Regions from separate parts of the Homo sapiens genome. Here regions 1, 3 and 4 are each linked to region 2. A link is a contact called in ENCODE Hi-C or POLR2A ChIA-PET data. All regions are on one chromosome and are shown on one strand. The core of a region is the stretch at or near the end of the contact, and the rest is flanking DNA. Distances in the headings are between cores, read along the strand shown.

What was found. Hi-C counts contacts between places; a loop is a spot of excess contacts on that map. ChIA-PET counts read pairs that join two places held with the same protein, here RNA polymerase II (POLR2A). Pooled maps may share reads with other maps.
Region 1: a loop to region 2 is called in a pooled map, with 6 times the contacts of the local background. The contact joins two enhancer-like sites. A Hi-C loop is called at or near these places in 7 of 50 pooled maps. POLR2A ChIA-PET finds 5 or more read pairs at or near these places in 2 of 52 experiments (H1 and activated T-cell).
Region 3: a loop to region 2 is called in a pooled map, with 2.2 times the contacts of the local background. The contact joins two enhancer-like sites. A Hi-C loop is called at or near these places in 3 of 50 pooled maps. POLR2A ChIA-PET finds 5 or more read pairs at or near these places in 4 of 52 experiments (AG04449, H1 and activated T-cell).
Region 4: a pooled map shows a loop between it and region 2 (4-fold over the local background). The contact joins two enhancer-like sites. A Hi-C loop is called at or near these places in 9 of 50 pooled maps. POLR2A ChIA-PET finds 5 or more read pairs at or near these places in 2 of 52 experiments (AG04449 and endothelial cell of umbilical vein).

The regions. Positions count from the first base shown.
Region 1 is chr7:104,921,251-104,924,368 of GRCh38, forward strand. The region is part of intron 1 of LHFPL3-AS2 (LHFPL3 antisense RNA 2); the gene reads right to left. Among named protein-coding and RNA genes, the nearest start is that of LHFPL3-AS2, 3.8 kb to the right of the region's middle. Within about 2 kb of position 1,806, at least 16 of the 41 ENCODE cell types and tissues checked have a DNase peak (open chromatin) inside an H3K27ac peak, as active enhancers do.
Region 2 is chr7:105,151,783-105,154,724 of GRCh38, forward strand. The region is part of intron 7 of SRPK2 (SRSF protein kinase 2); the gene reads right to left. Among named protein-coding and RNA genes, the nearest start is that of KMT2E, 140 kb to the left of the region's middle. Within about 2 kb of position 1,314, at least 2 of the 41 ENCODE cell types and tissues checked have a DNase peak (open chromatin) inside an H3K27ac peak, as active enhancers do.
Region 3 is chr7:105,303,111-105,306,163 of GRCh38, forward strand. The region is part of intron 2 of SRPK2 (SRSF protein kinase 2); the gene reads right to left. Among named protein-coding and RNA genes, the nearest start is that of SRPK2, 84 kb to the right of the region's middle. Within about 2 kb of position 1,546, at least 6 of the 41 ENCODE cell types and tissues checked have a DNase peak (open chromatin) inside an H3K27ac peak, as active enhancers do.
Region 4 is chr7:104,979,477-104,982,724 of GRCh38, forward strand. LINC01004 (long intergenic non-protein coding RNA 1004) reads right to left here. Exons shown (of 1, transcript NR_039981.2): 1 at 2,271-3,248. Among named protein-coding and RNA genes, the nearest start is that of LINC01004, 10 kb to the right of the region's middle. Within about 2 kb of position 1,900, at least 3 of the 41 ENCODE cell types and tissues checked have a DNase peak (open chromatin) inside an H3K27ac peak, as active enhancers do.

The DNA of each region.
Region 1 (3,118 bases), core at 556-3,055, 230 kb before region 2:
CATTTGTGTGCAGAGCAAGAAATGAATGTGAACAACTTCGATGCCTACTGATTAATGCTGAAAAACAACTCAAATGAACCAATGAACCAAAAGATAAGCCAAATCCAGAAACAGCTGTGGCTCAACCCCCAGCAATGGACTGGAAATCCATGAGACAGCTCCGCAGATAGAGAATGAAAAGTCTGTTCTTACATACGTTATACTCAGAGTAAGTAATCTTATGTGTAAAAGCAGCCAGGGAAAAACAAAATCAAAATGTCCCTTCCCCAAAACCCTTCTAGGAAACAGTCATCTTGTGAAAAAACAAAGTTTTGGCCCAGTGTTTTGAAAATATCTTACAGTGAGGCATACATTTTTTAAAAATGTATAACCCAAATTTATTACTTATTTATTGCTACATAACAAGTCACTTCCAAACACTGTGCTGTAAAACAACAGTCTTACTATCTGTCACATTTTCTGTGGGCCAGGAATTCAAACAGAGCACAGTGGAGATGGCTAATCTCCTCCAGAATGTCTGGAACTTCAACCAAAAAACTTGAAGGCTGGAGGCTGGAATAGGCTGATGGCTTCTTCATGTACATGCCTAACAGTTCATACTGGCTGTTGACTAAGGGCCAGCAGCATCACCCACACCTGGCCTCACTATGTGGCCTGGGCTTCCTCACAACATGGCAGCTGGGATCAAAAGGCAAGCATCAGCAGCGTGCAGTAGCACATGTCTGTAATCCCAGCGCTTTGGAAGGTCAAGGCAGGAGAATCACTTGAGCCCAGGAGTTTGAGACCAGTCTGGGCAACATAGTGAGACACTGTCTCTACAAAAAATTTAAAAATTATCCAGGTGTGGTGGCACACACCTGTAGTCCCAGAAACTCAGGAGGCTGAGGTGGGAGAGATTGCTTGAGGCCAGGAGGTTGAGGCTACAGTGAGCCCTGATTTCACCACTGCACTTCAGCCCGGGGAACAGAGCAAAACTCTGTCTCAAAACAGGGGGAAAAAAGGGAGGAAAAAAAGTATTCCAAGACAGAACCAGAGAAAAAAGTATTGCCTTTTATGACCTCACTCTGGAAATCATTCAGCATCCCTTTGGCCATGTTCCATCACTTGGTGCGGTTACAAAGATCTGTCTAAATTCCTTAGAAAGGAAGGAGACATACACCCCACCTCTCATGACACAGCGTAGAAAGAGCATGTAGGATGTGATATGTAGCTACATATTGGTGTAGCCAACTTTGGAAAACACAGTTTGCCACATTGTGCTTTATCTCAGTTAATCCTCACCCCCAAAAGAAACTGTATGCTATTACTATTTTACAGTAAAGGAAATGAAAGCTCAGAGAAGTGAAATAACTTTCCAAAGTCACACACTTAGTAAATGGCAGAGTAGAGATTCTGACTCCAGTGTCGAAGTCCTTGATCCCCAACCTGCTCTTCCTGCCATAGGTCACATTGCCTTATCTACAATTACAGAAGCTGGAAGTTCAAGTTCCAGGTCTCCTTATAAATATGTACAAGTTCTTAGAAGAAAAATAAATATAGAGGCATTGGATTCTCTGCTCCTTCTATACTCAGGGCTGCAGCTTCAGAGTAGACTTTATAGAAATATTCTATTAGGCCCAACAGTACCAAGTACATTCACAGCCCAGGGGAGACATCAGTGGGCTTCATATGCCGCCAAAGAATAAGCCCAAAAGTACCTGCAAAATGGCCAGTGCACTTGGCACTGTTAGTTGCCACCATTTGGACCTTATCCAATTGACCCTAAAATTGGCCCAAGTACTTGTGGTAGCCAACTTCCACAAGGTGGCCCCAGCGATCTTTACCTCTGGGTATTCACACCCTTGTGTAATCTCCTCCCACACTCTGTCAAAGTCGGTCTGTGTGACCAACAGCATAAGGCAGAAAATGGTGTATTACTTCCAATATTTGGTTTTAAGATACCATGACTTCCATCATGGGCTCTCTCATCACTCACAAGGGAAGCCAGTCGCCATGTTGTGAGGACAGGCAGGCAGCCCATGGAAAGGCCTGGAAAGCAAGGAACTGACACCCTAGCCAACAGCCAGCAAAGAACTGAGGCCTGCCAACAACCATTTGAGTGAGTTTATACACAGATTTTCCAGCCCCGGTCAATCCTTGAGATGACCACAACCCCAGTGAACAGCCTGGCTGCAACTTCATGAAAGACTGCCTCAGAGCTACCCAGCTAAGCTGGTCCCAGATTCCCTGACCCTCAGAATAAATGTTTATTGTTTAATGTTTACATTTAATGTTATCAATAAACCGATACCTTTAGGGGTCATTTGTTACATAGTAATGGATAACTAACAGAGTATTGAATTTAAAATCATGATTATCTGTTAGTAGAAAGAGTTGGGGCTTTGGAGACAAGCACACTGCCTTTAAATCCTGATTCCACCACTCCCTGGGTGAATAGCATGGACTCTCTGAGCCTCAGTTTCCTCATAAGAATGGGGATGATAAATTTATTCTCAAGACTGAGGATCAAAGGAAAGAAGTTAGAACAGGGAATATTCCTCTTCTTCCTTCTCAACATTTAATTTTTTAATTTTATTTATATTTATATTTTATTTTATTTTATTTTTGAGACGGAGTCTCACTCTTTCGCCCAGGCTGGAGTCAAGTGGCACAATCTCAGCTAAATGCAACCTCCTCGCCTTGGATTCAAGCGATTCTCCTGCCTCAGCCTCCCGAGTATCTGGGATTACAGGCACCCGACACCACACCCAGCTAGTTTTTGTATTTTTAGTAGAGACGTGGTTTCACCGTGTTGGCCAGGGTGGTCTCAAACTCCTGACCTCAGGTGATCCATCGCCTCGGCCTCCTAAAGTGCTATGATTACAGGCGTGAGCCACCACGCCCAGACCCTTCTCAACATTTTAAAACCGGAGTGAGGAATTGCCTCAGAGCAAGCACAACTTGCTCTGGTGATAATAATAATTGTACAACCAACTTCACTTATACTTTTATTCTTTCTATAGACACATTAGAAAGAGTGTAGCATTAATAGTAACATATCATGTATGTTTAAATCCTGTTATGCAGAAATGATAAACCAAAAAATCTGCTTATAGTATAAGAAAATAGTTACATTATT
Region 2 (2,942 bases), core at 64-2,563:
GGAGGTCAAGGCAGGTGGATCACCTGAGGTCTGGAGTTCAAGACCAGCCTGGCCAACACGGTGAAACCCCCTCTCTACTAAAAATACAAAAATAAGCCAGGCATGGTGGTGCATGCCTGTAATCGCTGCTACTCAGGAGGTTGAGGCAGGAGAATCACTTGAACCCAGAAAGCGGTGGTTGCAGTGAGCTGAGATCGTGTCACCACACTCCAGTATGGGCAACAGAGTGAGGTTCTGTCTCAAAAAAAAAAAAAAAAAAATTATCTGGGTCTCAGTTGTTTCCATTTCTAATATAAAAGGACTATACTTGATAACCCGTATGGTACATCCCAGCAACAAAACTTTGATTCCATAATTTAATTTTGAACTACTTTTTTCTTTTTTTGAGATGGAGTCTCACTCTATCACCCAGGCTGGAGTGCAGTGGCACGATCTTGGCTCACTGCAACCTCCACCTACTGGGTTCAAGCAATTCTCCTGCCTCAGCCTCCCTAGTAGCTGGGATTACAGGCACATGTCACCATGCCCAGCTACTTTTTGTATTTTAGTAGAGACGGGGTTTTCGCCATGTTGGCCAGGCTGGTCTCAAACTCCTGACCTCAGGTGATCTACACATTTCGGCCTCCCAAAGTGCTAGGATTACAGGCGTGAGCCACCATGCCTGGCCAGAACTACTATTTTTAAATGGTTTTATTTTCAAAAATAACATTTGTCTTTCCAGTGAAGTTTTAAGTAATAATGCACCCCAGAATCAACCAACATTGACGAGAACTCCTACAATTATTTATACAGGATAACTGTGACAATGGGAAAAACAAAAACACAAACCAAAAGGAATCATGTTTCATCCCCATGGATAGATCTCCCCTTGCAAAATCTGACAGAGTTAAGTCTTTACTAATTCTTTCCTCTGTTGCTTTTACTTGTCAAATCACAGTATGTTCATCTTTCTTGCCTAAAAACCTTAATACGGCTGGGCGCGGTGACTCACGCCTGTAATCCCAGCACTTTGGGAGGCCGAAATGGGCGGATCACAAGGTCAGGAGATCCAGACCATCCTGGCCAACATGGTGAAACCCCATCTCTACTAAAAATACAAAAATTAGCTGGGTGTGGTGGTGCATGCCTGTAATCCCAGCTATTCAGGAGTCTGAGGCACAAGAATTGCTTGAACTCAGGAGGCGGAGGTTGCAGTGAGCCGAGATCGCGCCACTGCACTCCAGCCTGGTGACAGAGCAAGATTCCGTCTCAAAAACAAACAAAAAACCTTAATACTTGGTGCTAGCAGCAGGAGGCAGCAGAGATCCTTTGGCTGCCAGGGAAGCTGAGATCAACCTAAGCCCAGACGAGCCAGGGACGTGACTCTCAATCATCCCACTCAGGGAGCCATTTCACACACATGAGGAACAAGTGCCAGGTTTCTCTGGGTAAAGTCAGACTTTGAGTTCAGCAGCAGTGCGGAAAAGAAGGCTAAGTCTAGGGCTGGGAGCTAGAAGCCCCGAGTCCCATTCCAAATTAACTAGCTACAGGTTCAGAGAAAGTTCCTTCTTTTCCTTGAACCTCAAATTCATCTTCAAAATAAGGGGCTTGGTTAAAATGGTCTCAAAGCTTGCTTTCTGTACATCAACATTTGTGTCAGATACCATCTATTACTGGTCTTCGCAACACAAATCTGCTCCTCTCCACCACAACTTGATTGAAATAGGTCCTGTAATCTTGTAGATAAGTCGGGGAACAGTCAAGCATAATGTGGAGACTCCTCTAAAGACTGTCTCCCTGGCCTTGCTCACAGCCCAGAGTGCAAAGCTTCCCCCAAAATTCTGAACTGTAAAAAGAAATAGAATGAGAGCAACTTTCCAAATTATGCTCTGCTACTGGTGATAAGCGGTGGACTTTCTTCCTCCCACACCTGAACAAAGGACACAGAGCAGGGAGACTCTGTCTCCTCCTACTCTGTGGGTAACAGAACCTAATGAAGCACCCAGAGAAACCCACGTGGGCAGCCAGATGGGCTGGCAGAGGAAGGAGGCGACCCCAAGCAGGAGTTCTTCATTGAGAATATTAATTACTTGTGGGCGTGCGGGACACCAGAGGGGTTCTCCGCAAGCCTAGAAGTTTCCTGCTGGAAACACTGAGGGTTCCACTAGATTTCCCTTCCACAGTGAAACACACAAGGCAGGTCCCACCAACTGCCTGTGAAAACCAAGATGTTAAACTCAATGGAGGAGCTTGGAAATACCTGTTAACAATAAAAGAGGACAAGAGCCAGAGACACGCTCAAACCAAAAATCCAGGGGACGGCGTCCTTACCCACATTGTCCTGAAATAGCCTCTGCTCCTTTTTCTTTCATCTCTAACTGGTGAGAATTAATGAGAAAAGCCAGCAGCTGTACTTCTGAATGTCATCAGGAAGAAAGTTAAAGCTGCTGTGCCCAGCACTGGGACTGCACAAAGCAATGGCTCAGGAAAGCAGCTTAGTCCCTTGAAACAGAGCCACCTCACCACATTTCCTGAGTCAAGGGCTCAACATCCTGAGGAGAATTCCAAGTCAATACAGCATCGTGTGCACTACCATGCTGAACAAACCCAGTAATATCAAAATGTTTACCAAATTGACATGAAAGCTTCTGGTCTGAACTTGAACAATACTGGTTCAGTCATAACAAAATTTACTGATAAACAGGGCCACTGAAAGAATTACAATGGTAAATAAATACTAAGTGTAGAGAGACAAAATCAGCCAATGATACAGGTGAGAGGACCTGCGGGGCACCACCGTGGCTCTCGGCATACTAGAGGGTTGCACCCCAAAGGGAGAAGTCTGGAAAAACATTGGGTTTTAAAGGTCTCATCTGGTTACATATTATAATATCTACTTCATAAAATCTAATGGCTATACTTTTTTTGTTTGTTTGGAGACAGAGTCTGTCACCCAGGCTGAA
Region 3 (3,053 bases), core at 296-2,795, 150 kb after region 2:
ACACCATGGAATACTATGCAGCCATAAAAAAGGATGAGTTCATGTCCCTTGTAGGGACATGGATGAAGCTGGAAACCACCATTCTGAGCAAACTATTGCAAGGACAGAAAACCAAACACCGCATGTTCTCACTCATAGGTGGGAATTGAACAATGAGAACACTTGGACACAGGGCGGGGAACATCACACACCAGGGCCTGTCGTGGGGTGGGAGCTGGGGGAGGGACAGCATTAGGAGAAACACCTAATGTAAATGATGAGTTAATGGGTGCAGCAAACCAACATGGCACATACATACATATGTAACAAACCTGCACGTTGTGCACATGTACCCTAGAACTTAAAGTATAATTAAAAAAAAAATGACCTGAGTAAAAAGTAATTAACATTTAATTAGGGGTGGCATTAAATCCACAAGATTTATGGAAATAAAAGGGAAGAGCTCTTAATTTTCATATTCTTATATGAAAATTAATTCATATTACTAAAAGAAAATTAAGGAGGTTATGGCTGATGTCCATCCTGGCAGCATTATACACTGAAAAAAAACCCAGAAAACTGGGATTTGAATCTTGACTCTTTAGTATCTCTGATCCCTTAAATCAAGTCTCATCTTTCGTAAACCTGTTTCTTCATCTATAAAATGATGTCAAAGTAATAACTCAATTCGTACAGTTTAATGGTTACATAGTAAAAAAACAAAACACACGAATATGTGGCAGAGGGTCAAACTATGTGAAAAGCTAGTGAAAACGTTTGGAAGAAATTTTCACCAAGTGATAAAGAGCAGTTACAACCTGTTCACTGTTTTGGATCTTTTGTTAACAGCTGAAAAAAACAGAAATATTTTGAGAAAATCGGTAGAGTTGACTTCAAAAGTTTTCATTACGACCTGAAAACATGAAATTTGCAATGGTATACTTTGCTGTACTACAAACCCAAGAAAACATCCATCTCAAAATCACAAGTGAGGACAATGTTAACTTGTTTATTTGATCTCAATGGCACTGCTAATGTAGCACAAGACCAAGAGTCAATTGGACCCATTGTTCAAGACTGCTGAATGTTAACAAGGAGTTAACTGTGGCTTAGAAACTAGTTTCATCATCCTATTTTGGCTCACAGTCCATGAGTCAAAAACAATAAACCAAAAGCTCTAACAACCCAGATTGCCTATCCAGGTTATTCACCAAACTCGGCACTTAATGACTTTTAGCTGGTTCCAAAAATTGATTCTAACATCAAAGGATAAAGATTTATGACCAATGAACATATTCAAATCCTAAAGAAGACCTTGGGGTACAATGGCAGCATTGTTGGGGTAAGTACACTACACACCATTTGGAAGCCAGATTCATTTCAATTTGAAACTAGTAACTGTATTTATAAATAAGTCTCAGACCATAAACCACAGAAAGTGCACAGCAGTGCCACCTTAAATCCTTTTTGGAACAAGGCAGGCTATGCATGTATGCATACTAAAGTAAACAGAGTTGTCTTGCCCAAAGACTTGCCCTGATTTTGTCTTAACTGTTCATTTCCCATTAGACAGTATCCCGAGCCTTACTTAGATGACTCAAAGAAAAACTGATAAACTGAAAAACAAAATATTTGGTCCACCTTTCCGTTTTAGTATCATGACTACAGGAATCTTGAAACAGATGATATATAGACAATCCACTGTGAAAACCGCAGGGCTGCCCTGGCCCCGGGCTACAATCACTGATTGATACATGCTGCCTACAGATGCCCTCAGACTAGGGACACCCTCTTCACTAAAAGAAAGACTAAAAGCCTTCTTAGCCTAAATAGAAGTCAAAAAGCATACAGCTTTAAAACCAAACTATTACACAGCTAAATATCCTGACCTAACAAAGATAAAAACTATCCTCTAGTCTAAACTTTAGAAGCATCTAGAACCACAGCAATAAATATTATTCAAAATACTTTAGGTCAAGTTCATATTTTCATAGGTTTCCATGTTTTCTGGGATTTCTAAAATCTTGGAGACAACAGAGGATGATTATTTAACAAAAATCCTGTTGCCAGCCAGGCGCTGTGGCTCATGCCTGTAATCCCAGCACTTTGGGAGACTGAGGCAGGCAGATCACCTGAAGTCAAGAGTTCAAGGCCAGCCTGACCCACATAGTGAAACCCTATCTCCACTAAAAACACAAAATTAGCCGGGTATTTTTACAGGTGGTGGGCACCTGTAATCCCAGCTACTGGGGAGGCTGAGGCAGGAGAATCTCTTGAACCCAAGAGGCAGAGGTTGCAGTGAGCCGAGACTGTGCCACACAGTCTCGCACAATAGAGCGAGACTCTGTCACAAAAAAAATTTTCTGCTGCCTACTAGTTTATTATAACAGTATACAAAAGACCAAGGAAATTGTAGAGAAATAACTTTATTTAAATGCATCTGACAGATAAATCTATGTTCGCTTCTTCATTCCTGTGTTACTTTAATTCTTCTGTGTAATTTTGGGGAGAGTCAGTGTTGAATTACCCAACAGGAAAAAAATGAAGCACACTGTTGGAGAGGAAAACACTCTTTCCCTACCCTCTTAGATTCAGTGGCTGGGGTCCCTGAATTTAACAGATAAAAGATTAACAGGAGGGGGAAAAAAAGCAGTTTACCTATGCATGCAATGTGCATACACAAAGGAGAACTCAGTGTTAACTCAAAAGGGTGATTAAAATTTGGGTTTACACACCATCTTAACAAAGGGTGATAAAGTACGGGGAAAAGGCTAGACTGAGGAAAACAAGTTCTGGACTTTGAGGGAGGTACAAATCATGGGAAGATAACTAGAAATGTATAATAAATAGGGGTTCTTTAGTACGGAACACTTTCAGAAATGTAAATGGATAGCCTGCTTTTAGACAGAAAGGTGGAGGGCAGGAAACTAAATGCCTTCAGCTTAAAACAACACCTACACTAAAAGTGGGATATTTTGGGGTGGCATGCTCTGGTCCCCTTCTACATGCTTAGAAAACCAACAAAAATGAGGTACCAAAAGAAGTAAGAGGATTTTTTTTTAAGGCATCTGATG
Region 4 (3,248 bases), core at 650-3,149, 170 kb before region 2:
CCTGGCTGATTGAAGAACTGCTGAATGTGGTTTTGCCCGCCAAGGCAGTGCCTGTGGTTCTGTGATACAGCTTCCAGTGGGAGAGCTCCTTGCCCAATGCACTGTAATGAGGATAGCCAGTATGTGAACCCCCCTCCTGCTTTGTCAAGGTTTTTTATATGCTTGCACAGCTAGCTCTGTGTTCCCAGCTGTAAGGCCTGGGATTTGCAGTTTATCCCCTGGGGGGTAAATAATAGGAGCTGCAATCTTCTGCCAGAAAAGAACTTGCTTCACCAGCTTGGACACTCAGTTGATGATGAACGCAAAAGATTTTCTGGAAAATAAAATGAGATACCCCATGGGCCAACCTTTGAAAACTGTGAGGTGCCAAGTAAATGTGAGTCATCGCAGTTCTAATAATTATCAGGGCTAGGTAGGTGGGTTTTCTTGAAAAGGATGAAGCCTCAGAACTTATGGCTTAGTGCCTAAAGGGAGCTTCATGATTTTCCTTGCAGGAATTTCTGGAGACAGACAACTCAAAATTTTCCCTTTGGAGTTTCTGATGCAGTGTTGAATCCACAGATTCTAGAGGCAGACTTGGGTTGGAAGTCTGGCTCTGCCATTTATCTGTGTGAACTAGGGCAATTCTCCCCTCTGGAAAATGGGAATACTCTATTACTGGATGTGGTTGTGAAAGAAGTAGTGGATGTAAAATGCTTAGCATAATGTATAAGCATTAATAGAGGCACAATGCATGGTTACCTGTATCATGTACCTTTCATGAGAAAATTGGTCTGGTTTAGCACTGAGGCAATGGAAGGGAAGGAGAGACAACACTGTGACATGTCTAATATAAAGCACACAAGAAAAATAAGCAATGGGGACATTTATTATATACAGGCCCAACCAAAGATTCCAGGGACTCAGGGTGAGAAGCACCCAATGCTTTCCTCAAGCAACTGGGTTCTTGGAGAGCCCAAGAAGTACTGGTATTAAGTACCAAAGTCTATGTCTGTCAGTGCAGGAAAAGAACTATAGATGGTCATGTAGACTATGTGGAGAGAAGGTATCTCTTGGAATGTGTCTGAGGAAGTAAATTTTAGCTGTATAGCCTATGCAATGCTGAAAATGGGTGAGAATGGATGACGGCAGGATTCTAGAACCTACTATTGTCGTTGTCAGTAATGAGTCACAAAAGTCACATAGCGAACATATGAAACACACAGTATAATTATGCTGCTCATTTGCACACGGGTAACACAAATCTTGTCCACAGCCTGTTCCGAAGCTACAATCCAAAAAATGGCATTTGGCTTCTGCCTCAAATAACAGAAAGTTGAATCCAAATACAAATTTTTATACTAATTATTATTTTCTGTCATTCTTCATCTTGTTTGCTAACCATTTAGCTTGAATATTAACACAAATATTTGTTGACAGTGTGCAATTATATGCACTGTGAAGGATGCAAAGGAATTTAACATGTTCCCAGACTTCAGAATTGGCATCAATTGACTCAAAAGGGAACCAAAGATGAGTATCAAACCCAGGCCTTCATTCTTTATTTTTTGGTTCCTCTTTAACATTTTCCACTTTCCTACTAGCAGATTCTGACATCTGAGTCAAGATTACTTGTCTTTAATCATGTTAGTACTGACTCGATCTATTTATATGTTAGAGTAGCTAGCACTAATCGAGCTTCTACTATGTGCCAGGCATTCATGTCACAAGCATAGACCATTCAGTTAGTTCTCAGGACCCTATCTAGTATTTATTATCGTCCTCATTTTACAAATGAGAAAATTGAAGCCTAGAGATTAAAGAACTACTGTGAGGTCACAGCCTAATGTCTCATGGCTAGGAAACATGTAGGTGCAAAGAGGGGAGGTGGACTGAGATTTACATTTTTTCTAGCTGTTTGGAGTATTATCAGTTATAAGATAATGCACTAGAGGGCGCTAAATACACAAGCTTTAGCTGTTTCCATAATGCAGTTCCCACAGTAGTGAAAGATATATAATTGGTAATGGATGCAAGCCAAAAAGGCCCTCCCCAAAAAAGATGCAATTTATGATAACTGAGAAGCTGTATTTCTGTCCCCTCAATTAAGAAAAACCCTCATTTTATATTGAGCAATATTTATATTTTGTCTCTAATTTGATATTGATTGCTATTCAAAGTTCCTTTCAGTTAGAAGTTTAATTTTTCCTTGTTCTGCCTGCTGAATGACAAAGGGAAAGGGTAGAGTAACCTGGATGAAAATAAATTTTTAAAAATTGCACTGAGATACATTGCATCTTTTAAATTTTATTTAGCAAAGTTAAACATACATATATTTTAAAAGAGAAAAAGAGGAACTCACCCAACCCTCATATCCAAGAGCTTAAAATCACAGGAACTCAAGACCCATCCTCAACTTCAAATGCCAGTCATTATTTTAGAGGTAACTCAGATTTCTAAGTAATGCTTCTGTTTCTCGATTTATCAAATAGACATTATTTATTTTGTTTTCCTACATGAGAATTGAGTAGTTAACAGAATACCCATCTCTTATCAGTAACAAAGATTTACAAAATAACTTTTGTTTTTCATAATTACAAAAGCAATACATTATTATTGAAGAACATGTTTTAAAAAAAGACAAAAAGTAACAAAACTCTCCATTATCCCAACAGGCAGAGGAAGTTATTACCATTTTAATGCATATCCTTAACACATACATGTAAAAGATACATATACACATAAAAATATAAATGTTTAACAGAAATTACTTTGTACACAATATTTGATTAAACTATGATCTGTCTTCTTTCATTTTCGTTTTATTGTAGTAAAATTTACATAAAATGCATAAATCTTAAATCTATACATTTTTACATTACATAGAAATGTGTAATTATATACTCCATGCTCCCTCCCAATCAGTGCTGCCTCAAAACGAACTGCTCTTCTAATTTTAGAGCTTAACTCTTCTCGTCTCTATCACCACAGATTAGTTGTATTTTTAAGCTTCATGTAAAATTTTCCATGTCAACTTTGAAAACATGACAGTTAAAAGTTCTAAGGAATCTCCAGTTCTCCAACTGGTGTGGGAATCAGATAACTTGACTCCAGTGTGAATTGTGGTTACTGATGGTATCACTGAGTCTGTTATGGGCCACCCAGTCTTAAGGGCCAAGAATTTATGGCCCTGCAGGGATTGCAGAAAGAAACCAAACCGAAGTTCATAACTCAGCCTAAAAGGAGAAAGTTCTATTACTCAGTATCTC